2 separate regions of the Homo sapiens genome follow, and region 1 is linked to region 2. Evidence: chromatin loops called from intact Hi-C (ENCODE). Cell type or tissue: spleen. All regions are shown on one strand. Each heading gives the region's core, and the rest is flanking DNA. Links, peaks and the distances in the headings are about the cores only.

Evidence for each region. A loop is a pair of places that touch in the nucleus more often than their neighbours do. Peaks named below come from ENCODE experiments on the same cell type or tissue, not always from the same donor. Only the 100,000 strongest peaks of a DNase experiment are listed, where the experiment ranks them.
Region 1: it touches region 2 in a loop (13-fold over the local background); 104 of 110 quality-filtered maps call a loop at or near these places.

What each region holds. Positions count from the first base shown.
Region 1 is chr2:10,829,872-10,840,925 of GRCh38, forward strand. It overlaps a transcript of PDIA6 not described here. Among named protein-coding and RNA genes, the nearest start is that of PDIA6, 23 kb to the left of the region's middle. RefSeq lists enhancers at 1,259-1,759, 5,394-5,894, 9,935-10,435. In spleen, for the core only: CTCF peaks have their summits at 2,610 (motif pointing right), 2,810 and 5,610 (motif pointing right); DNase peaks (open chromatin) are centred at 2,640 and 5,602; H3K4me3 peaks cover 794 bases; H3K27me3 peaks cover 3,933 bases.
Region 2 is chr2:11,119,394-11,131,769 of GRCh38, forward strand. FLJ33534 (Putative uncharacterized protein FLJ33534) reads right to left here. Exons shown (of 9, transcript NR_040080.1): 2 at 9,591-9,705; 3 at 9,328-9,493; 4 at 5,190-5,392; 5 at 3,759-3,896; 6 at 1,370-1,569. Among named protein-coding and RNA genes, the nearest start is that of FLJ33534, 6.6 kb to the right of the region's middle. RefSeq lists enhancers at 10,389-10,889, 10,890-11,390 and a silencer at 10,439-10,748. In spleen, for the core only: CTCF peaks have their summits at 5,289 (motif pointing left) and 5,497; no DNase peak of the experiment used is centred there; H3K27ac peaks cover 1,947 bases; H3K27me3 peaks cover 1,087 bases.

The DNA of each region.
Region 1 (11,054 bases), core at 2,393-10,392, 290 kb before region 2:
TCAAACCTCAGCTTCTCCGTGGCGGCACTGTGAAGTCCACATGCCTTCGCGAGGTGGCAGGGCTTGTCCTCTGTGCTCCCGCCATGCCCAAGTTCTTCAAGCGTGTTGCATGGAAGACTTTGCTCTCTGGCTGTCTCTGCCTAGGATGCTTCTCTGCCCCCCACTACCTTGGCTGACACTCAACCCTTAAGCCATGGCAGCCCTTCTAGGAAGCTTCCTCACCCCAGGCCCTGGGAGGTAGAGGGGCCGCTCCTGCTCCACACTGCCTCCTTGCACCCGCATGTAGAAGCAGTGCCTGTGTCTGCCCCTCCAGTGTGGGTGCGCAGCTTCAAGACAGGGGCCAGGACTGGGCTGTGTCCCAGCTCCTAGCACGGCCTGGGAAAATGAATGAATGAATGTTGGAATGAATGAACGCATCCGTGAATAATATGCTGTGGACCTCCGTGCCTATCAGTTCTCCATTTGTTTTGGCTGAATGCTTGTGTTTGAACTGGTGGAACTCAGTGAGTTTGCAAGCCTGCCTGGTTCTGGCCAGAGGGTCAAGGTTCTCTCGGGCACCTTTTCCTGCGGGCACAGCTATGGGGCAGGAGTGCGTCTGCAGGGACATGGGGTGGCACCCAGAGCCTTTGCAGGAAGCAGCAGGGCCTTTCCTCCCTGGCGGCCTGGGGAGTGCAGCCAAGGGACAAAAGAGGATTCTAAGTTGTTTTCTGGAGCTCACTCTCTCAAAAATAAAATCCAAAACCCAGCCCATGAGGGCAAAGCAATTTTGTAGGAGATACTTAAGTCTTCAGTTAAAGTGAGAAATTAGTTCAAGGAAATAGGGAGAATGTGGCCTCAGACTTAGAGCTGAACTGAACTGCCCCTCCAGGCCCTCGGGTCACCCCCTGCGCGGGCGTGGCTGTGCCCCTGGACACACGGGGACTCCACCTGCGCAGAGTGGGCTGGAGCTGAGGTCTGCCTGGTGCCACCCCCGCCGGCTGGTGGCTCAGGAGGCACACGGGGCACTTCTGTGGTCTCCTTGGGCGCTTGGCCACGTCAGCTTTTCAGAACATTCAGTTCCTCCCCACTTAGCCTCTCTGTCTCCCTCCTAGGGAGAAATGAGCTCCCTCCTGCACCGGCCCAGCCCCTCACTGTCCCTGAGCCACAGGGGCTGGCGGGGAGGGCCCTTGTGGGAGCGCAGCGGACTCCGCTCTGCTTCCAGCCGCTGGTGAGACCCCCCTTCTCTCTTTCCGGGATTCCTTGACTGCAGTGGGTTTGGGTTGGCCTCACCCTTGGCACTTGGAGCCGCAGATGAGTCTACTGTGATAGGGCGGGCGTTGATGAGCGCTGTGACCACTTGCCCCCACCTACTTAGCCTTCCCCTTGACCCCGTGGCCAGGGCTGTGGCGCTGCCCTCCTCCCGGGCCCGTGCACATTGTAGTCTACGGCACTCTCTTGACTCGGGGAAACGCAGGCTGGCTTGTTTCTGAGGGTGGCCCCCACCTGACAAAACTGCTCAGCTCACTAAGAATCAGCGGCACTGGTCACATTACTTCTCCGGCTCCTTCTCCCTGTAAGCCTCTTCTGGCATGGTGGCTGGAGCCCTCCCTTGCAGCTGCTAAGACTGCGTTTCACCCGGCAGCCCCACATCCTGGGGCAGGGGCAGGTCATCGGTCAGACCTCTGGGTAGCCTGAATGGGAGGTGTCGTCAGCTGCTGATTTGGGTGCAATAAGCAGCTTTCAGATCCAGCTACGATGTGCCCCTCGCCTCCACACCCTGCCTGGCAGACACAAGTAATCTGCTCACTGGACAGGATTGGCCTTCACTGAACACGAGTTAATTGATACCAACGTCTCCTTCATCGCGTGATTGTGTGTCTGACAGATTCTAGGGCCTGACAGGATGCAGTTTCCAAGCGGAACCCAGCTCCCGGCCGTAGTCATCCTCCTCCTCCCAGCCACCTTCCTGGACCCCTGCTGTCCTGCCTTGGGCAGCCAGTCATGGGGTGTGAATGTCCTCTCCTTCCTCTCCCCTCAAACCTCTCTCTCCTCATGTGCCAGGCTCTCTGCTGGGCGCTGAGGGCAGAGGCGGGCAAGCCAGGGTCCCCTGGAGCTATGATGGTGCCACTGCACTCCAGCCTGGGTGACAGAGCAAGACCCTGTCTCAAAAAAAAAAAAAAAAAAAAAGAGGAGAGAATTCATTTCAACAGATATTTACTGAGCACCTATGATATTCCAGGCACAATTCGAGGTGGTGGAATATGGCGGGGAGTGAAATAGACAACAATCCTGCCAGCAATGTTGAACTGGAACACACCCACCCAGCATCCCAACCCCAGGCACATACTCACCCCACGGGCGTGTGAATTCACCGAAAGGCAGGCTTAAGAATGCTCACAACAGCAGAACTGGCCAGATCCCAAACTGCAAACCGCCCAAATGCCCATCAGCAGTGGAAGGATAAATTGTGTTCTGCTCACACAGTGCAATGCAGTGCAGCCGTGAGAATGAGCAAACTGCAGCTGCAGATATCCTCGCCATCTACGCCTCACAAACACCACCTGGTGGGATTCTATTAATTCCTGTTTGAAGCACGAGGCCAGGAGACCTAACCTTGCAGCGGGCACCCTCGGTTGAGTAGTGACAGGAAGTGACCGCAAGGGGGCGCTCTGCCCTTGCTCTGCGCAGGCTGCTGCGGGGATGCGTGTGGGATTTGAGCTGTGCGCTCAGGACTCGTGCGCTTTTCTCTGTATGTGCTGTACTTAGATACAATATTTACACTAAAAAATCGGGGCTGTGGTGGACCGAAGGGCCCAGGCTCAGGCCCTGGGCTGGCTGAATCCTGCAGTCAGCATCTCCCGCCTCGGTCTTCCTTCCAGGAGGTCGGGTCCAGGGCAGAAGAGGGCGACCCCAGATGAGGCATCTCCTGAGGGGAGGGGCAGCTGGCTTGGAGGCCAGGCTGTGGCTTGCCACAGGAACAGGGTAAGGAGGCGGTGAGGATCACCTGGGCCCCCAGGGACATTTGGCGGACGCAGAAAAGGCAAGGTCGAGGCCAGCGCTGGTCCCACCCCCCGCCCCCCCAGCCACTGAGACCCGCAGAAGCCGGGACTCTGGAGGCTCCCAGAACTCCAGCCCTCTGGGGTCACTCTCCTTAAAAGGCCAAGTGATGGGTGGGAGGGAGCTCACAGATGATATTGGGGCATGGAGAAAGGCCAGGAGTCCCCATTTCCCAGAGGCAGAGCAGTCAGAAAGCATCCCCTCCCCTGCCTGGACAGGTGTCCATGTAGAGCCCAGGCTCTGTGTCAGGGACAGCCCCGCTCCCTCGACAGGCCAGTTCCGCGGAAGGGGCCCATGTCTGTGTGGCCTCTAGTCTCACTTTGGCCAGGCTGGCTCCTGCCCTCGGGCAGGCCCAGGATCTGGGGTCTTTTTCCCTGTCCGGTCCCTCTCCTCTCCCCTCCTCCGGCTCCCGCAGTTGTTAATCATCCTTTCCCGTTTGGAATTTCCCGATCAGCAGGCCTGGGAGGCAGCTTTCTCAGGCCCCCACTTTGCTGCTGTGTCTCTGAGCTTGGTGTGTCCCCACCCCCTCTGGGGGTTTTCAGTCCATCACCACAGTGGGGTAATAAGCCTCACAGCCAAGGGGAGTGGCCCCCAGAACCTCAAAAACCCACAGCGGGCTCATTCCCTGACTTCTGCCAGGTAGAGGCGGCTGGGCCCTCTCCTCAGAACATGTTTGAGCCCCTTCTCAGAAGTTTCCAGAGTGCCAGTATGGTTGGCACCAGCCTTGTAAGCCCCTATGAATAGAGACACATCCCTCTTATACCCATACACAGATTGGAACTCCCGGAGGCAGGGCCTGGATTCCAGGGCATGTACTTGCTGTATAGTGGGCTCTGCAGGGAGATGTATGAAGTTAAGTGGATGTGGACATCGAGCCTGGAAAGGTTAAATGACATCCCCAGGGCTGGAAGCCATCAAGTGTCTGGAAGTGGAGCTTGGAGCTCGAGGTGCCAAGACCCTGAAGTGGCAGCCAGTGTCTGGTTATTGGAAGCCCCAGACGCTTGTTTAGAGAAATCTTTGCCTCCTCCCAGGTCCCACCAGTGCTCTCTGTGTTTCTCTTATCTTTGGATGTTGCCACACGGAAGCGGAATTCTAAAATAATTTCCTCTCCCTTCCCCCATCCCCAGACTTCTGAAGAAGATTTAAACTGGGCATTAGGTGTTTTCTAAATACTGTTGCAAAGTCCCAACAGCTTCTACAGTGAGAGCAACGCAGATCTGGGGAAAGATCCCAGTGAATTTGTATCTTTCTTTGGGGTCTCAGCAGCAATTGCATGATTTCAAAAGGAGGCAGTGCCTCACTCTCCTTTCAGGCTGCGCTTCTGAGCAGAGACAAAAAAGGGAACCTCTCAGGCTGGATCAAAGGCGAGCCTCTTTCTATGTGGGCCACGGATGCTGCCTGCAGCAGTGTGCTTTGGAGAGAAAGACCCTCTCTGTGGAGAGGGAACATTCTGGACACGTGTGCCCTTCTCCTGTGAGGCTTCCCTCCCTCCCTGGGGCTGGCCACCCTCCCTCCCTCCTTCCACGGAGGCCTGGCCTCTCTGTGGCACTGCCCCTCACCCCTCTGGGCTGCAGTGACTCCCAGAGGTGGGATCTCATTGGTCCCTGAGCGCCTGGCAGGACTGACAGGGTGCTTAGTAAACCCTTGTGGCCTGGATGCAGGCCGAGGCTCCTGTGGCCTGGGAGGGTCCAGGTCCTTCTTTGTTATGAACACTAAGAGGCAGGTCTCCTCCCTTCCCTGCCTCAGACACACAAGGGACACTTGATGTGTTTGTGGAGTGAACTAATTTCTCTCCCTCCCTCCCTCCCTCCCTCCCTTCCTTCCCTCCTTCCTTCCTTCCTTCCTTCCTTCCTTCCTTCCTTCCTTCCGTTCTTTCTTTTGACAGAGTCTGCTCTGTTGCCCAGGATGGAGTGCAGTGGTGTGATCTTAGCTCACCGCAACCTCCGCCTCCCAAGTTCAAGAGATTCTCTTGCCTCAGCCTCCTTAGTAGCTGGGATTACAGGCACGCACCACCATGTCCGGCTAATTTTTTGTATTTTTAGTAGAGACAGGGTTTCACCATGTTGGCCAGGCTGGTCTCGAACTCCTGATCTCAAGCGATCCACCTGCCTCAGCCTCCCAAAGTGCTGGGATTACAGGCATGAGCCACTGTGCCTGGCGTAGAGTGAACTAATTTCATAGCGTGGGTTGATGAACATGAACAGGTGGGGCGGGCCTACAGCAAGGAGCAGCACCAGCGCCTGTGTGTGTACTGTGGCCGCTGCTCGGCCCCGGGCGGTGCACTTTACCTGAACCGTCCTTCCAGGCCTCCCAAGCCATCTGCAGGAAGTGCTGTTTCCATCCCAGGCCTGAGATGGTGGAAAGGCTGGGGACTCCAGGGACACAGGGCTGGCAGGCGGGTGAGGTGGGCAAGTACCCCCGGCAGTCGGGCTCCGGAGCCCGCCTTCTTGACCAGGCCGCTGGCAGTGAGCCAGCCGGGTTCCGTTTCCATCGCGGGCCTTATCCGGGGCGTATTCCTTCCAGGTGCGGCCTCCGGGGAAGCCCAGTCCCCAGCCTGGAGGTGACGAGGCCGGCGCACCCACCAGGGGTCGCTGCAGGCAAGAGCTGGAGGCCTGAAGGCAGGTGGGGCCCAGGGAGCCGGCCCGGCACACTCGGATACACAGCTTTAGGTGTGCCAGATCGGGACGATGTTTTAATAAAAGTAAAGCAGACATCTCCGACCCACGAGGAAACCCAGCCTGGGTTTGGATCCACCTCTGAGCTCCACCTTCACTCAGCTGCCAAATGGGGACAGTGGCTGTGGCCCTGTCTCCCTCATGGGACCGCCAGGGGATCCTATGAAATCACAATACTTAGAGAGGGGGCCGGGCGCGGTGGCTCACGCCTGTAACCCAGCACTTTAGGAGACCGAGGCGGGCGGATCATTTGAGGTCAGGAGTTCGAGACCTGCCTGGGCAACATAGTGAAATCCCGTCTCTACTAAAAATACAATAATTAGCTGGGCGTGGTGGCGGGCGCCTGTAATCCCAGCTACTCGGGAGGCTGAGTCAAGAGAATCACTTGAACCCGGGAAGCAGAGTTTGTAGTGAGCCAAGATCGAGCCACACTGCACTCCATCCTGGACAACAGGGCAAGACTCTGTCTCAAAAAAAAAAAAATACTTTCAGACCGTGGAGTACCTTGGTGCCTGAGATGATCCTATTGGCCTCACTAGGTGCCCGTGGGGGTGCCACCACCAGTGATGAAGGGGAAGGGAGATCAACCCCTACTTTTCCGAGGGTCTTTCCCATGTAAGAAATACAAGCTGAATCTTCCTGAAATTCAGCCACAGATCCCACACTCCCTTAAGGCACACTCAGGTCCTACGATGGCCTGCTGCAGACACTGGCAACGTCAGGCCTGGAGCATCCTTGTCTAGGATGGGTCTGGGGCTTTGGGCTCTGTGGTGTTATTTTATTATTTATTTATTTATTTATGTATCTATTTTTAGAGACGGAGTCTCACAAAGTTGCCCAGGCTGATCTCGAATTCCTGAACTCAAGCAGTCAGCCCGCTGTGGCCTCTCAAAGTGCTGAGATTAAAGGCATGAGCCACTGTGCCCGGCCTTCTGTGGTTTTAAATGAAACTTTTGCAGGCTTTTTTTTTTTTTTAATTAAGAGATCATTCGCATGCCATAGAATTCACTCTTTTAAATTGTCCAATTTGGTTGTTTTTAGCGTATTCACAAGTTTGTGTAACCCCCCCAGCAATTCCAGAACACTTCATCAGTCACCTCAAAAAGAAACCTGTGCCAATCTTCCCCTTCGCTTACCCCTGGCAACCACTGATCTACTTAACCTTTTCTTTATATTGTGTCTTTTCATTGCCGCTTGTGTTCTATGGGGATTAAAAAAAAATAGATGGCTTACTTCATGTGAGCAAGAAGGGACCTGTGTCTCAGGGTAGCAGACAGGGTTATGGGGACTCCTTGGGGTTAGAACGTGGGGTCCCATGCCTCAACCCTCTCTGATGAGCTGTGTGAGCACAGAGGAATGAGAACATCTTTCTGGCTTTTTGTCTTCTCATTCTGTTTCATTCTCATTCATGATGGTTAACAGTGATGATACTTGTCCCACTTACAGCAAGGAAATCCCACGTCTCCTAAACAACAGAACCCCAAATCTGCCTGGGCTTGATGCTGGGAGGAGAAGCTTCCAGGGGCAGCAGGATCAAGGAGCTGGCTCTGTCCCTGCCTCTGTTCTCACTGTCACCCCTCTCTGTTTCCCATGAGTGCGGCCCCCAGCAAGCTGGGCCTGTGTGCTGCTCCCATGGCGGCCACGGCCCCCTTACCCAGGACACCACCAGCCCAGCAGGGAGGGGCTGACGTCCTCACAAAGACTTACTAAATATTCAAGGAGGCGACGGGGAAAAGAGAGCACGAAACACAGCATTTAGTTCCCTGAAGAATTAGAAGCAGTTTGCAAAGATGCACTCAATATGACAAGATTAAAAAACATACGTGAGGAAATCAGAGAGGAATAAAAATGAGGGGGAGAAAAAAATAAGATGAAGCCAGGGAGAGGTTGGTATGGAAACTCCAGATGGTGATTTAAGGAGCACTTATGCAGCACACTTACCACGATCCGAGCGCCGTGCAAGTATCATCAACTCATTTGATCCTCGGGACACTTTGGAGGCAGGGGCTGTGATTATCCTCATTTTGCAGTCAGAAAAGCCCAGGCACAGAATTGCAGCTTGTTCAGGGGCTCCAAGCTTCTAGGTGGCAGAGCTGGGTCTCAAGCCTGGGCAGCCTGGTGTGCAAGTTCATGCCACCCCTGCTGCTTTTTCATGATATCACATGAACGCACTGGGGGTGGGCAGGGGAGCCCGGGCATGAGCAGAATAAGCAGGGAATATCTTTGTCATCTTGGATCTTGTTCCAGAAATCATAGGTATTTTGCATTTTTCCCCATGATGTTTCTATATTTGTGCAAGTGTGTTGAAAATTAGGTTGTGTGTGTGTGTGTGTGTGTGTGTGCGCGCGCACGCAGGCACTCTGTCTGAGCTTCAGCTGAGGCCCTGAGGGGTTCTGAAGAAAGCACAAGGTGTCAGGTAGCCCATCTCTGCCTGGGCGGTTGAGAGCTGTTCTACCAGCATGGGCCCTCACCCACTCCAGGGAGAATAAGGCAGGGTGAGAGTTTGGGGAGCTTGAGGAGGCTGGTGCAGGGACTGCTCTGGAGAGGCTGCCTGTGCACTAGTCTCTCCCAAGTCTGGGGGAGGCATTTGAGGGAACTGTCTGGATAGTTGTGTGTGTCTTTGGAATTGGAGGGACCCAGGGACTGGTGTCTGAGCCCCTAGAAAATTCTCGTGATGAGAGAATGTTGGCTAAAAGGCTGGCGTTGGGCGCTTCCTTCATTCATTCATTCATATGACCCTCAACAAACATTTACTGAATGTTTGATTGTGTGTTCTAGGTGCCAGGGATGCACCTGTGGACCACACAGATTGCCCCGTGACCTTACATTCTAGTAATGAGGGTAACAGCTTCAGAGGGACCCTGCCCATGAGTTGGGGGCAAGGGGCCTGCAGGTGAGGAGTGGGCTGCAGCGGGCTCTGATTGGGCAGCTGGAAGAGGGCCCGGGTCTGTGGCCGGATCCCTGCACTCCGCATGCCCCAAGATGGTGGACGTTTGACACCATTCATTGGTTACCTACTGTGTACATATAGTATCTGTAATCTGCGTTCTCCCTGAAGGTAGAGATTATAGCCCCACTTTGCAGAGGAAAGCAGTGGCTCAGAAAGTGCCGGGGGTGGGTGTTGAGGTCCACCCAGGGGTTCTTTTCCTCAGAGCTGGCCACTCTCTTGCCACTCTGATGAGTTTCTCTTGGTTTTCAAAAATGGAGCAGGCAGGAATGGAACCTCTCTGAGCTCCATCTTTGCTGCAATCTGACACACGTCGTGAGTTATGTCAATTTTCCAGAGGCTCCAGGCAAGAACAGCTCCTCGTGGAGACTTCTCAGGCTTATTAAGGAGTCAGATCTGGGTGGCAGCAGCAAGGAAGCAGCTCTAAGCATGTTCTGGAATCATTCATAGGCTTTTATTTTCTGAGCTGTTCCCAAGAGTGTAACCAAATGCTAATACCATTGACATTGTTTTCTTAATGATTACTTTGGCTTGTATTAGGAAACAGCTTAATTAGCATTAATTAGAGTGTTCTCTCTACAGGACACATCTCCCTCAAAGCAAGGTCTCCTTAGTTTACTCATTTGCAGGGGGAGAACTGTCACTGACTGAGGTTAAGGGTGTGGCCCAAGGACACAGGAGGTGACAAACTGGGGAACAAAGCTGTCAGTCTGTTCAGGCTGCTGTAAAAAAATCACCACAGATTGGGTGGCTTAAAAACAGCAAAAATTTATTTCTCATAGTCTGGAGGCTGGGAAATCCAAAGATGAGAGCGCCTGCGGATCTGGTGTCTGGTGAGGACCCATTTCTTGGGTCTTCTCAATGCATGCTCACACAGTGGAAGCGGCAAGGCAGCTCTCCATGGCCTCTTGTGTAAGGGCACGGATCCCGTCAACCACTTCTCAAAGACCCCACCTCCCAATACCATCACACTGGGCATTAGGATCTAATGCATGGATTTTGGGGAGACACAAACACTCAGTCTATGGCAAAAGCTCTAACCACAGCCCCTAGTCCTGTGTTCTCTACATTTGACTGTGCTGCTTCTCAGAGAGCAGGACTTATCATCAGAGAACCTTCCAGTTTCTTGCTCTTCTGCTGGAGAGGCCTGTGTGGACGTTCCCCTTGCCAGGGCCAGCCTTGTCCATCGGAGGAGTCGCACAGGGCCACCCCAGGGTTCAGTAGGAAGTGACTTCATTCAGCGGCAGGCCTGACCGTACAGCATTTTCCACAGCGTTGATGAGAAAGGACAAAGGTGCTGAAGTTTATGAAGAAAACCCACAAGATCCAGGGTTTCTTTCAGGTGGTTGTTATTTCTGAAAATCTGAATTTTTAAAATGCTGGGTATGTAATTACCGTATTCTGTAGATTTGTACTCGAATAAAGGCTGCAACATCAACAGTCAGTCAACAAATACTCGCTGAGCCCCTCCTGTGTGCCGGGCACTGTCCTTGGTGCTGGAGATGCTAGGCAGTGCCTGGTCCTGGTCTCAGGGTTTAACGCTGCCGAGGGTGGAGTGGGGAGCAGACACAGAACAGACAGCCATGACAATTCTAGGTACAGGTGCATGCGGGGAGGATAACAACAGGAGGCCATGTGACAGCGGGTGACCAGGAGGGGGCCTTAGCCAGTAGTTGGTCAGGGAACGCCTCCCCGAGGGGAGAGGCAGAGCAGAGGCTCACATGATGAGGTGGTGGCAGCAGATGCCCTGGGGGATTCAGGCCAGGTCCAAAGAGTGGCCCAAAAAAGGCCCTGGGGCGGGGATGCTGTTGGGCTCGGAGCCTAGCGAGCAAGGGGAGACGCAGGTCCAGGGTGAGTGTGGGAAGGGGCAGGGCAGAGCACCACGGGGCAGAGCGTGGATTTCACCCTGGCTGAGAAGTCTCTGGAGGGTTTTAAGCAGGGTGCTGTGGAAGGAGACTGTAGATGGATGGGCGTGGAGGCAGTGAGATGGCTTAGGGGTTGCTCTGTTGCAAAAAAAATCAGGAGGACAAGAGAGACCTCGGGGTAAAGCAGGAGATCACAGGCAGCTTGTTTCCCCCCCCCCTTTTAATTTCTATTTCTCTTTTCTTTCTTTAATATCCCACCTCAGCTGGACTGGGACAGATGAGAGTTATGGTGAGTTAAATTAGGGCCATGTGTTAGTCAGGGACTAGGCAGGAGACAGAAACCACACCGGTACTTTGAACAGGGAAAAGGTAACAGGGAAAATGACTCATCAACAAGCACAAAGGGTCTGGTATTATGGGTTGAATTGTGTCCCTGAGAAAGACATGTTGAAGTCCTAACCCCGATACCTGTGAATGTGACCTTATTTGAAAATAGGATCTTTGCAGATGTAATCAAAGGCAGGCTTTGTC
Region 2 (12,376 bases), core at 2,038-10,037:
GTACTCAAGATGTGTACCTATTACCACCGACATCATTATAACAGCAGGACACGGGTACATCAGATTCCCAACATTGCTAAAGCCACGGTGTGATGATTGGGATGAGCTAAAGTATTATAATTGTCTTCTCCATGAGCTGTAAGAAGAACAAACAGTGGCCAGGCATGGTGGCTTACACCTGTAATCCCAGCACTTTGGGAGGCTGAGGGTGGGAAGATCACTTGCACCCAGGAGTTTGAGAATAGCCTGGGGAACAAAGGGAGGCCTCATCCCTACAAAAATCAAAAAGAGTAACTGGGCATGGTGGTGCACACCTATAATCCCAGCTACTCGGGAGGCTGAGGTGGGAGGATCACTTGATCCCAGAGGTTGAGGCTGCAGTGAGCCATGTTCACACCACTGCACTCCAGCCTGGGTGACAAAGCTTGAGGCCCTGTCTCAAAAAAAAAGGAAAAGAAAAGAGGCTGGGCGTAGTGGCTCATGCCTGTAATCCCAACATTTGGGAGGCCAAGGCGGCAGGATCATTTGAGGTCAGGAGTTCAAGACCAGCCTGACCAACATGGTGAAACCCTGTCTCTACTAAAAATACAAAAATTAGCCAGGCGTGGTGGCACTTGCCTATAATCCCAGCTACTCAGAAGGCTGAGGCAGGAGAATCACTTGAACCTGGGAGGCAGAGGTTGCAGTGAGCCAAGATGGTGCCATTGCACTCCAGCCTGGGCAACAGAGCGAAACTCCATCTCAAAAAAAAAAAGAACAACAAAGTGGTGAAAGGGCATGGGTCCCTGGTCAGGTCAACACCATCACCTCCCCCAGGAAGCCCTGCCCACCCAACCACACCCTTTGTCTGCCCACTGACTTCCCAGAGCTCTTGCCTGCCCAGTCCTGGGGCAGAGCGTCCCTGAGTCCTAGTTTAATTGTCCACACATCCGTACCCCGTCCACCTCTAATCTAACCTGCTGCCAGACAGTGTCCATATGTCAAGCTGTGTGTGCCCTGGTGCCACCCAGCACACCCACGTCCCCACTCATCCATGCAAGCTCCTCCCAACTGTCAAGATGAAAGTGTCACTTGTCAAAAGTGCACCAGGTGCCAGCCTCTGAGCAGGTGCTTCATTGCCTCTGTTATTTCATTTAACTATCATGCATCATGACAAATAAATGATTTGAAGAGTCTCTTAGGGAGGGTGCTATTGAAGAAAACATGCTCTGCTGCCCAGGTGACAGGAAGTGAGGGCCTGAGAGTAGGTTTAGAGGACCCGAGACAGACAAGCTGTCTCAAGAGAAATGGACAGGAACTAGGGGTTGAGGGAGCAGAGACAGGACCAACCCTACAGCAAAGGAAGGCGGGAGGCGCAGGCCCGTCCTACCTTCCCAGGATTTAGCTGAATCCCAGGACTCTGGAGGAAGGGTGCAGGAGTCTTGAGGTGATGCCTTCCCCAGAGTCTGGTCACCTGGGAAGGTGGATGCCGGAAGAGCTTCAGGGTCGAGCCCAGGATCTGCATTTTAACACACTTCCCACATCGTGTTTGGGAACCACCGCTCCACCTCTCATGAGGAGGAAACAGGCCTGTGAAAGGAAAGAGACTTGGAATGAAGGAACCCCAGAGCTGAAGGGCCTCCGAGCTCACCCAGCCCCAGCTCACTCTCAAACAAGACGTATTTGTAGCAGCAGTTTCTGCTCAGTCCCTTCTGTGACAGCAATGTCACTACCTCCCAGAAGTGCGTCTCAGAAACAACTCACTTCGCAGTAGCAGACGAACTCACTCCTGGGCTTTGCCATTCTTTAAAGACTAACAGCCTTAGAAGAAATCATTGCAGAGCTGGCCACAGGCCACCTGGGAGCTAGGCAGAATCTGTCTTTGGCCCCAGCCTCTCTGTGATCTTTTCTGTTGCCATGGAGGGATTTCCCAGGACCCATGAGTCAGAGCCCTGAGTTCAAATGCCAGCTCTGCTGTGTGACCCTGGCAGGTTACTCACCTTCTCTGAGCCTCCCTTTTCCAACAGGTATAATGGAAATATGACCTACCTTATGGGCTGGTGTGATGGGGAAATGGCTTAACAAACAAATGAGATGCCTGCAACCCCCAAAAGTCCCTTCCTGTCCCCTTTCACCATATCTCCTCCCCTTCCTCAGTCTCAGGGGCCTGTAGCACCCCTTCCCCCGGCCTTGATTGCTCTCGGGGGACCACTGTGTGGGTTGCTTTCACCATGTGGACAGTAATCCTCTGAGTGGCTCCCTCCCCAGGCACTTCCGCATTCCTGATCTGCCTTTTCCCTGAGCTTCCGAAGACTTTCTCCCCGGGAAGAAGCACAGCTGAACTGAGAATGAACAACCTCAAGGGGGGTGAGCACAGCACTTCACAGTTTGCAGAGCCTCTGGCCCCACCCTCTCATCTGTCCTCTCTCAGCACAGGGGCAGGTCAGGGTGATGAAGCAGGAGCGGGGACAGAGGTCTGCAGAAGCCAGTCCCACAGATCTGGGGACGCTCACCTGGCCAGGCACCCACTTCCCACCCTGACCCCAACCAACCTCCACCTCCCACCACACTAAGGAGCCCCGCTGCTCCTTTAGGACCCTGGGTTATCGCTCCTCTTTAGGGGACAGCCTTCCGCCTTGGTGGGTGGGGCAGAGACTGAGGCTCCAGGCATCAGCCTCACCCCTGACAGAAGGGGCGCCCTCAGCCCTGGGCTCTCTCCACCCTCCCTCTAAGACCCTCAAGGTGTACAGAGCTATATATGTTACAGGAAAGGGGTCCCGATCCACAACCCAAGAGAGGGTTCTTGGATCTCACCCCAGAAAGAATTCAGGGTGAGTCTGTAAAGTGAAAGCAAGTTTATTAAGAAAGTAAAGGAATAAAGAATGGCTACTCCATAGGCAGAGCAGCCCCGAGGGCTGCTGGCTGCACATTTTTATGGTTATTTCTTGATGATCTGCTAAACAAGGGGTGGATTATTCATGCCTGCCCTTTTTAGACCATATAGGCTAACTTCCTGACATTGCTGTGGCATTTGTAAACTGTCATGGCCCTGGTGGGAGTGTAGCAGCGAGGACGACCGGAGGTCACTCTCATGGCTGTCTTGGTTTTTGTGGGTTTTGACCAGCTTCTTTACTGCAACCTGTTTCATCAGCAAGGTCGTTATGACCTGTGTCGTCTTGTCCCATGACTTAGAATGCCTTAACTGTCCAGGAATGCAGCCCGGTAGGTCTCAGCCTCATTTTACCCAGCTCCTACGCAAGATGGAGTTGCTCTGGTTTACATGCCTCTGACATGAGCATGTGTGCCCACCTCGATCAAATCCATCAGGGGCACCTGCACCACTTAGCCCTGCCAGCCATTGGCCTGCTCCTACGGTGGGTCCCCTCCAGAAGTCCCCCAGAGCTCTTCCTCTCTTCACCTGCTTCCCGCCCACACATGCCCTGTGCTCCAGCCACAGGCACCCTGTCCAGATCCCTCCCCCATCTCCATACCTTCGCCCATGCTGTTCCCCCACCTGGCATGCTGGCACCCTCCTCCCCACCCCCACCCCAATCCAGCCACCTGCAAACTCCTCCAAGTTCCAGCTCAAGCCTTTATCCCCTTGGAAGCTTCCCAGAGAGGCTCAGACAGAAAAGACACAGCCAACTTACTATTCAGTGAGCCTCTCTCCCTGTCAGGGATACGAGGAAGGCCTGTCACTGAGACCCTACGATCCTGCCCAGCAGGGCTGCCACTCTCCAGCCCACTGTGGCACTCATATTGAGGACAGGGTCACATACCTGGTAATTATAACTTCAAGTCTATTTAACCATATGCCAGGCACTGTGCCAGGAGCCTTGCGTGGATCAACTCATCCAATCCTCACCCTCAGCCTAGAACTCGGAGGGCACAGAAGAGGCACAGCCACAAGGCTGCTGCTGCAAAGGACGACACAGGCAAATGCAGGTTGGAATAGGTGAAAGGGTCTCTCAAGGAAATGAGCTGGAGTCGGGCCTGGAAGAGCAGCAGAACATGCTCCTGGCCCTGCCACACACCTGGGTCCCAGAGCTACATGGAGCTGGCTGCCACCCCTGTCTGCAACCCTGGCCATCCCCGCAGGACGCCTGACAACTTCCTTACCCTGGCCTGCTGGCTAGAAACACCCGCCAGGCAGATGGCCTTTCTGACTGGCCTTCTCCTGGCTACTGCAGCCTCACCGGAGGGCCAGGGCCAGGGCCAGGGCCAGGCCAGGGGTGGCTCCTGCCTCAGCAGGACAGGGCAGCTCCAAAGGTGGGCTCTGCACCAGGGTCTCCCCTGAGCCAGGCAGGGGCTCCCCACGGGAGACAGTGCCAACCGCACAGGCCAGGGGTGCAAATTGAGGCTGGGGAAGGAGAGGCTGATCTCCTGGTGATCAGGGGGGCAGCACCAGCCTCAGCCATGCAGGTGTGAATTCCTCCCCACAGCCTGAGATCAGTGCCTCACCCCCGCCCTCTCTCCCCAGGCTCCCCGCTGGATTGCCCCTGCCTGACACCCCATGCTGGCAACCAGAGGCTGATTCTGCCCGACTGCCTCCAGCTCCTCGAGTGTTCAGCCTGGGTTCCAGAGGGAGGCCATACAGCCCCGTCAGAGACCACCAGGGAAGTATCACAGACCGCAGCCAGCGGGTGAGCTCAGCTGGGAGTTTGCACCAAGCCTGGCTCCGGAGTGTGGCCTGACTGACGCAGGCTGGGACCACCCTACATGGGCCGGCAGGTGTGGGTACGTCCTGGGGCTCAGAGAGGGGCTTGGAAGGCCAAAGGCAAGGCGGCCGGACCCGTTATCGCAGCACATAGCATCCCCTTGACTTGCTGGGAGAAGCTTGCGCCCTCATAGTTAGCAATTCCATGGCCACTGGAGGCCAGAGTGGGAGCTGGGAGGCTCTGGACACCATAGCTTTGGGCCCCCCGGCCCTCTCGGGCTGGTGTTCACCTGTAAATGCTGCTTCCGCTGTTCAAGCGCTGATGCTCCTCGTCGCTCACGGGTGAACAGCTGCTGCCCACCTCCAAGACCCCCCGCACCCTGCACGGCAGGTGACCTCTTGCGTCCCTTCTGGGCCCTCCCTGTGGATTTAGAATGTCGCACCTGCCTGCCGAGGCTCACAGCTGGGTTCCTTTCACAGACACCGTATCCGGACAATCCATTTGTTCTGTCTTTAATCAGAAATGGCCATAGCGAACTACCGTGCGTCCAACCTGAGACACCTGGGGATGGTGGAGCCAGGGGAGATGCCGCGGGCCTGAAGGAGGATGCGAAGCTCCAGGGTGCCCCCTGCTGCCTCCGGAGCGTGCTGCAGTCATGGCCGACGTGGACCTGGCAACCTGCTCCGATCTTCAGAAATATTATCCACGAGACCTGCTTTCTCCCATAATGCATTCGGCTGGCCACCCATGGGAAGCTACAGAATAAAGAACATAAAGACATGCTCCAGAATATGTTCCCAATGCTTAAAATTCCCCCAACTCCCAGGAATCTAGAGTCTTTGAAATATAGATCATTGAGTATCTTTTTGATAACCGAAGTAAAACTGTTTATGTGAGATGCTTTTTCTCTGCAAATAACAACTGAAGAAGAGGCCAGAAACTATAGTCAGAAGGGATTCTGGTCCTGGGGGTCCATTTCTTGCCTGTGCGGTCTAGGTGGGTTGTGGTCTTCCAGTTTCTGCCCCTAAATCCACATGTGATCGGCTCCACTTCACAAGGCCGTCACAACACTTCACAAGAGAAATGCAAGAAAGCACACTTTTCAAGCAGTGTACACAGTTGCTGTTTTTAATGCCATTATCCATCAGGGAATTTCTCACTTGTCTCCCAGAGGCTCGAGTGGATTGAAAATATAAGGTCTATTTAATGAAAATTATCAAGGAAGTTCCTGGGGAAAAATCCTTAGGCGTAGTCAAGTATTAGTCAAACCACAGCTCTGCAGTTCCAATAAAGCACAGACTTTAGAAGTTGTATGAGTGAATTCCATGCAAGGCCTGCCACTTATTGCCTGGGTCCCTGGACAAGACACTCAGCCTCTTGAAGACTTTGTTTTCTCATCCATAAAATGGAGCTAATACTGTTCACCGAATGAGGTGAGGTGAGGACTGGAAATAATGCCTGACGTACAGTGGGGGCTGAATACAAGGTTGGTTCTTTTTTTTAAGATGGAGTCTCGCTCTGTCACTCAGGCTGGAGTGCACTGGCATGATCTCAGCTCACTTCAACCTCCACCTCGAGGTTTCAAGTGATTCTCCTGCCTCAGCCTCCCAAGTAGATGGGATCACAGGCTCGTGCCTACCCACACCCAGCTAATTTTTGTATTTTTAGTAGAGATGTGGTTTTGCCATGTTGGCCAGGCTGGTCTCAAACTCCCGACCTCAGGTGATCTACCCACCTCAGCCTCCCAAAGGGCTGGCAGGAATTACAGGTGCGAGCCACTGTGCCTGGCCATACAAGGTCGGTTTTATCCCTTAATAGATCCCAGAAGGAATTCAAATCTGTATAATCTGTGATTGGTTGAATTGTGCTTCTCAAAATTTGCATTGAAGTGCTAATCCCCAGCACCCCAGAATGTGACCTTATTTGGAACCAGGGTCATTGCCGATGTGATGAGTTCGGATGAGGTCATACTGGAGTAGGGTGGGCTGAGATCCAGTATGAATGTGCCCTCATAAAACAGGAGAAATTTAGACAGAGACACACAAAGAAACAACACCATGTGAAGATGAAGGCAGAGATTAGGGTGATGCTTCTGCACACCAAGGAACATGGAAGATTGCCAGGAAGGTCCCAAAAGTGGGGTAAGGGGCCTGGCACAGATTCTCCCTCACTGTCTCAGAAGGAATGAACCCCACCGACCCCTCTTCTCAGACCTCTGACCTCCAGCACTGTGACACGCTCCATTTCTCTTGTTTAGCCACCCAGTTCATGGCATTGTGTTAGGGCAGCTCTGGCAAACTAATACATAATCCAAGAGAGACTGTCATAGATTTACTATCTTTACTGTTGAATAATCCTTACCAATGGGCCCAGGCCGGGCATGGTGGCTCACGCCTGTAATCCCAGTACTTTGGGTGGCCAAGCAGGGTGGATCGCTTGAGCCCAGGAGTTTGAGACCAACCTGGGTAACATAGCGAGAGTCCATTGCTACAGAAGAATAAACAAAATTAGCTGGGTGCGGTGGTACACACCTGTGGTCCCAGTTACTCAGGGCACTGAGGTGGGAAGATCACGGGGCGCAGGAGGCTGCAGTCAGTCGTGATGGTGCCACTGCACTCCAGCCTGGACGATAGAGGGAGAGCCTGTCTCAAAAAAAAAAAAAAAGCCCAGGAAGGTAGGGTCAGAGCCTAGACAAGAACCCAGTTCTCTGGATTCTCAATTCTGTGCTCTCTGCACTACCCCTGACAATCATATCTTAGGCGTTAACATGATTGACCAGGTGCAGTGGCTCACACCTATAATCCTAGCACTCTGGGAAGTCAAGGTGGGCAGATTGCTTGAGCCCAAGAGTTTGAGATCAGCCTGGGCAACACAGTGAGACCCTGTCTCTACAAGAAAACACAAAAACTACCCAGGCATGGTGGCGCATGCCTGTAGTCCCAGCTACTTGGGAGGCTGAGGTGGGAGGATTGCTGAACCCTGGAGTTGGAGGCTGCAGGGAGCCAAGATCATGCCACTGCATTCCGGTCTACTCCCTAAAGATATGCAGTAGACACGGGAGGAAGCACGTCCGTTCAGACTTTTCTCATGCATTCAACTCATATTATAATAACAACACCAGAATCAGACTGCATATACCACTTTGCAACACGTTTTGTTATTGTTGTTTTATCATGTTTGTTTTGCTTAACATTATATAGATGACATCTTTACAAGTAATAAGTATAGTAAAGATACCACAAGTAACATAACCAGTCTTCTATTGATGGAATTTTTTTTTTTTTTTTTTGAGACGGAGTCTTGCTCTTTTGCCCAGGCTGGAGTGCAGTGGCACGATCTCAGCTCACTGTAACCTCCACCTCCAGAGTTCAAGCAATTCTCCTGCCTCAGCCTCCCGAGTAGCTGGGACTACAGGCATGCACCACCATGCCCGGCTAATTTTTTGTACTTTTAATAGAGATGGGGTTTCACCATGTTGGCCAGGTTGGTCTCGAACTCCTGACCTCAGATAATCCACCCGCCTCGGCCTCCCAAAGTGCTGGGATCACAGGCGTGAGCCACTGCACCTGACCCTTGATGGACATTTAGATTGTTTCCTTTTTTTTTTTAACTAACACAAATAACACTGCAGAAAATAGCCTCAAGTAACTTTGCACATTTGTATGTTTTTTTGCAGAATAAATGCCTAAACATGGCAAATCTAATATGTTTGTGATGGTTTTAAATAACCTCTATAAATTATTTGATCCTCCTCCCATCAAAAGTGGAGTTTAATTCTCCTCCCTTTGAATATGGGCCAGTATTCATACTTGTTTCTAATAAACAATGTGGTAGAAGTGGCACAGGGTGGCTTCTGTGGTTAGGATAGAAAAGGTGACACTGCTTCCACCTGGTTCCCTCTTTGTCAGTTCCTCATCCTTGAAACACAGCCACTTCACACTGGAGAGAAGCCCAAGCCACATGGAGGGGCCGCAGCTGGCCGCCAGACCCACCTGAGGTCACAGCCGACAGCTGGCATCAACCTCCAGCCTTGAGAGTGAATGAACCTTCGGATGGCCAGGTCCCATCTCATTATTTTATATCGAAATGATTTACTCTCAAAAGAAAAATGAAAGAAATACAAATTATAGCAATGTTATCTTTAGCAAGGACTGCTTGCAAGGTTGGCCCTTGGTTCGTATCTGGGAAATTGGATTTGGGGAGGGTTCCCGCCCTTCCCTGATATGAATGGCTCACTGCCCCTAAACTGTGTAAACACTGTGGTTTATGTCTTCGTACTGGGAGTCCAGAATTTTGGTACATGCTAGGCAGAGGGGGCCTTTGTGACTAGCCTGCAGTAAAACCCTCGGTGCCAAATCTCTAGTGAGTGTCCCTGACAAATGACATTCCACACGTGTTGTCCCAACACACTTCTGGGGGAAGTGGGCGCGTCCAGCATGTGAGAGGGTCTTGGACCCTCACACTCCATTTCCTCTGGACTTGACCCATGTGCCTTTTTCCTTTGCTGAATTTGCTTCATTTCCAGTTGTCGTAATACATCATAGCCTCGAGTATCACTGTATGCTGAGTTCTGCGAGTTCTCCTAGCCAATCAACAAACCCAGGGTGGTCTTAGAGACCCCAACACGCCACAGCAACAAGACAACAGGGAAGCCGGCGCTTCCTGTATGTGTATACATTGCTGGTGGTACCTGGGCACTGTGAGAGCAACACAGCCTGTCTGTTGAGAGCCACTCAATGTCCACTTCCTCTGACTCAGTAATCCCATCTGGGAATGTGTCCTTTGGCAACAATTCCACAGCAGGAAGCAGAGGCTTGAAGATATTCATCACAGCTTGTGCTAAACCTGAACAAAACCTAAATGCCCAAGAAGAGAAAAAATTGGTTAAACACATTATCATGCATCAACTCTAAGAAACTGGCTACAATGAGATGTGTAAAGATTATAAAGCACCTGTGGTCCCAGCTACTCAGGAGGCTGAGATGGATCTCCTGAGCCCAGGGAGGTGGAGGCTGCAATGAGCTACGATCATGCCACTGTACTCCAGCCTGGGCGACAAAGTAAGACCCTGTGTCAAAAAATATATATATATATAAAGAGAAACATGAAAAAATATTGCTGATACATTAAAAAAAAAAATTTGGCCAGGCATGGTGGCTCACGCCTGTAATCCCAGCACTTTGGGAGGCCAAGGCAGGCAGATCACTTGAGTCAGGAGTTCAGGACAAGCCTGGCCAACATGGCGAAACCCAGTCTCTATTAAAAATACAAATATTAGTCGAGCACGGTGGCACACCTCTATAATCCCAGCTACTCAGGAGGCTGAGACAGGAGAATCGCTTGAACCCGGGAGGCGGAGGTTGTAATGAACAGAGATCGCCCCGCTGCACTCCAGCCTGGGTGATAGAACGAGACTCTGCCTCTAAATAAATAAATAAATAAATAAACAATTTTAAGCTGGGTACAAAATGGTAGGCACATTGACAGCAACTGTACAACCAACAAGTAAGACCCAAAGCGGCTACTTAGAAGTGAAAACGGTTGGGGCTACAAGAGGAAGGCCGGAGCGGATTTTTCCATAGATAAATTGGGCCTTCCTTTAATGTTGCTGTTCTGACGAACCCGGAGCTTTCTGGGGACGTGGTGGGAGCAGCTGACAAGGCAAGAACTGTGGCTCTGGGTGCTTCCTCTGCGGTCACCGCCTGGTAGGATGCCTTCAAGGTGTGCGCGTGCGGGAAGGAGAGAGAGGGTGGTAAAGCCAACGTTTTCATCCAAAAAGCAGAGGCTTACGGGACAAAGGGGACGGAAAATATCCCCTGCAAATTAAAAAATGCAGACACACATTTCCCCTGCCTTCGCCTCCCACGGACCCGCCCCTTCAGCTCCTTCCCTCGCGCTCCCAAGCTCCGGGGCCCCTGAGCCCTGCGCCGGCGGAACGGGGCGGAGCTCGCGACCCTCCCTCGTCCGCCGACCCGGGAAGGGGCGGGGGCCTACAGGAAGTGGGCGGGGCTGGCTCGCAGGGCGGAGCCTCGCCTCGCTCTGTGCATCGCAGGTGTGCTTGCTCCCGGGCTGGTGGGGCCACCCTGTGGCTGCCTGGGCTGGAACGTTCTGCCTCGCCCAGCTGAAGGCCCTAAACTTGCTACGCCTTTTGGGGTGAGGAAAACCCAATAAAAGACAACTCCAGCAACCTCCCAAACGCAGGGATTCTTGTGCTCCCCTGGAAAGTCTCAGATAAAGTTAGACCACAAAATGTGGGTGTGCCCTGAGCCCTCGCTCAAGGGCACAGAGCAAGTCACTGGCAGAGCAGGGACTGGAACCCGGTGTCCTGATCCCCAGGTGAGGCCAGCCTCAGAGCTGGCGGGAGGGGCAGGGCGGGGTTGGTCCTCCCAGGCTGGGGCGCAGTGAGGCTCACCCAGAGTGAATTTGGATGTTTTTCCAGGCAGAAGGACATGTAAAAAGAGACTGGCAGTGACTGACCTGGACTGGCAGGTGAGTTTTTTTTTCCCCCTCAACATTTTATTTTGAAATTTTTCGGACATACAGAAAAGTTGAAAGAATGGTAGGGCAGACACCCAACATATGCCCACCCATACGCCCACCACCTAGATTCTGCAGTTACGTTGTATTGTATTTGCTTTGTCACACATCAGTCCAGCCCTCTATCAACTCTCGGTCTGAAATGGTTTTTAAATTACATTTTAATTTTTAAAAACCAACCTCCAGCCGGGCGCGGTGGCTCACACCTGTGATCCCAGCGCTTTAGGAAGCTAAGGCAGGTGGATCAACTGAGGTCAGGAGTTCGAGATCAGCCTGGCCAACATGGTGAAACCCTGTCTCTACTAAAAATACAAAAGAAATTAGCTGGGTGTGGCGGTGCACACCTGTATTCCCAGCTACTCGGGAAGCTGAGGCAGGAGAATCGCTTGAACCTGGGAGGCAGAGGTTGCAGTGAGCCAAGATCATACCACTGCACTCCAGCCCCAGCAACAGAGTGAGACTCCGTCTCAAAAAAAAAAAAAAAAAAATCCGTTGAACTATTCAGCCTCTACATACATCAGGAACTCAATCAGTTGTGATGGTTTGTCACAGATGCCCTTGCTGGCCTTTTTTGCCCTGGTCCCTGTGTCTGGAGCCTGTGGCCAGGGCTGGAGGTATCTGAGCAAACTGCATGGCTGTTCCCAGCTGCTCAGGGCCACAGCCTGCGGTCAGCCTGACAAAGCCTCCCAGGACACACAGCAAGGACCCCCCAGGACACACCGTCCTCTCTAAAGACACTCACGGGATGCCTTCTGGGGGTTCAGGGAAGCCAGAACCGCTGCTCCTTGGGCATGGCAGGAACCTGTCGTCGCAGTGCAGGGAGCACAGACACCTCCACGAAAACAGCACTCAGAAAAGCCTGACCCAGGGTCCTAGCTCACAGAGGCCCACCCCGCCGCACTCCTGCTGTGCTCATCTTTACCAGGAAAATTTAAGTCACTAGATGCCACCCTGTGTCATCCCAGCTCCAAGGGGAGGAACAGAGGAGAGACAGAGTCCCAGGCCTGCAGCTCTGATTTTAGACTAATGTTTTTCCAAAAGGTCCCATCCCTCAGCTCCGTCCTCATGCAAGTGTGGGAAGACGAAGCTGGCAGCTCTTTCTGGCCTGGCTCTCAGCCCTGTCTTCTCCACGCCAGCCCTCCGCCCGAGCCCAGTAGGGGCTTCGTTGCCACTGCTCACCCACACCACGCCATGGCAATGGT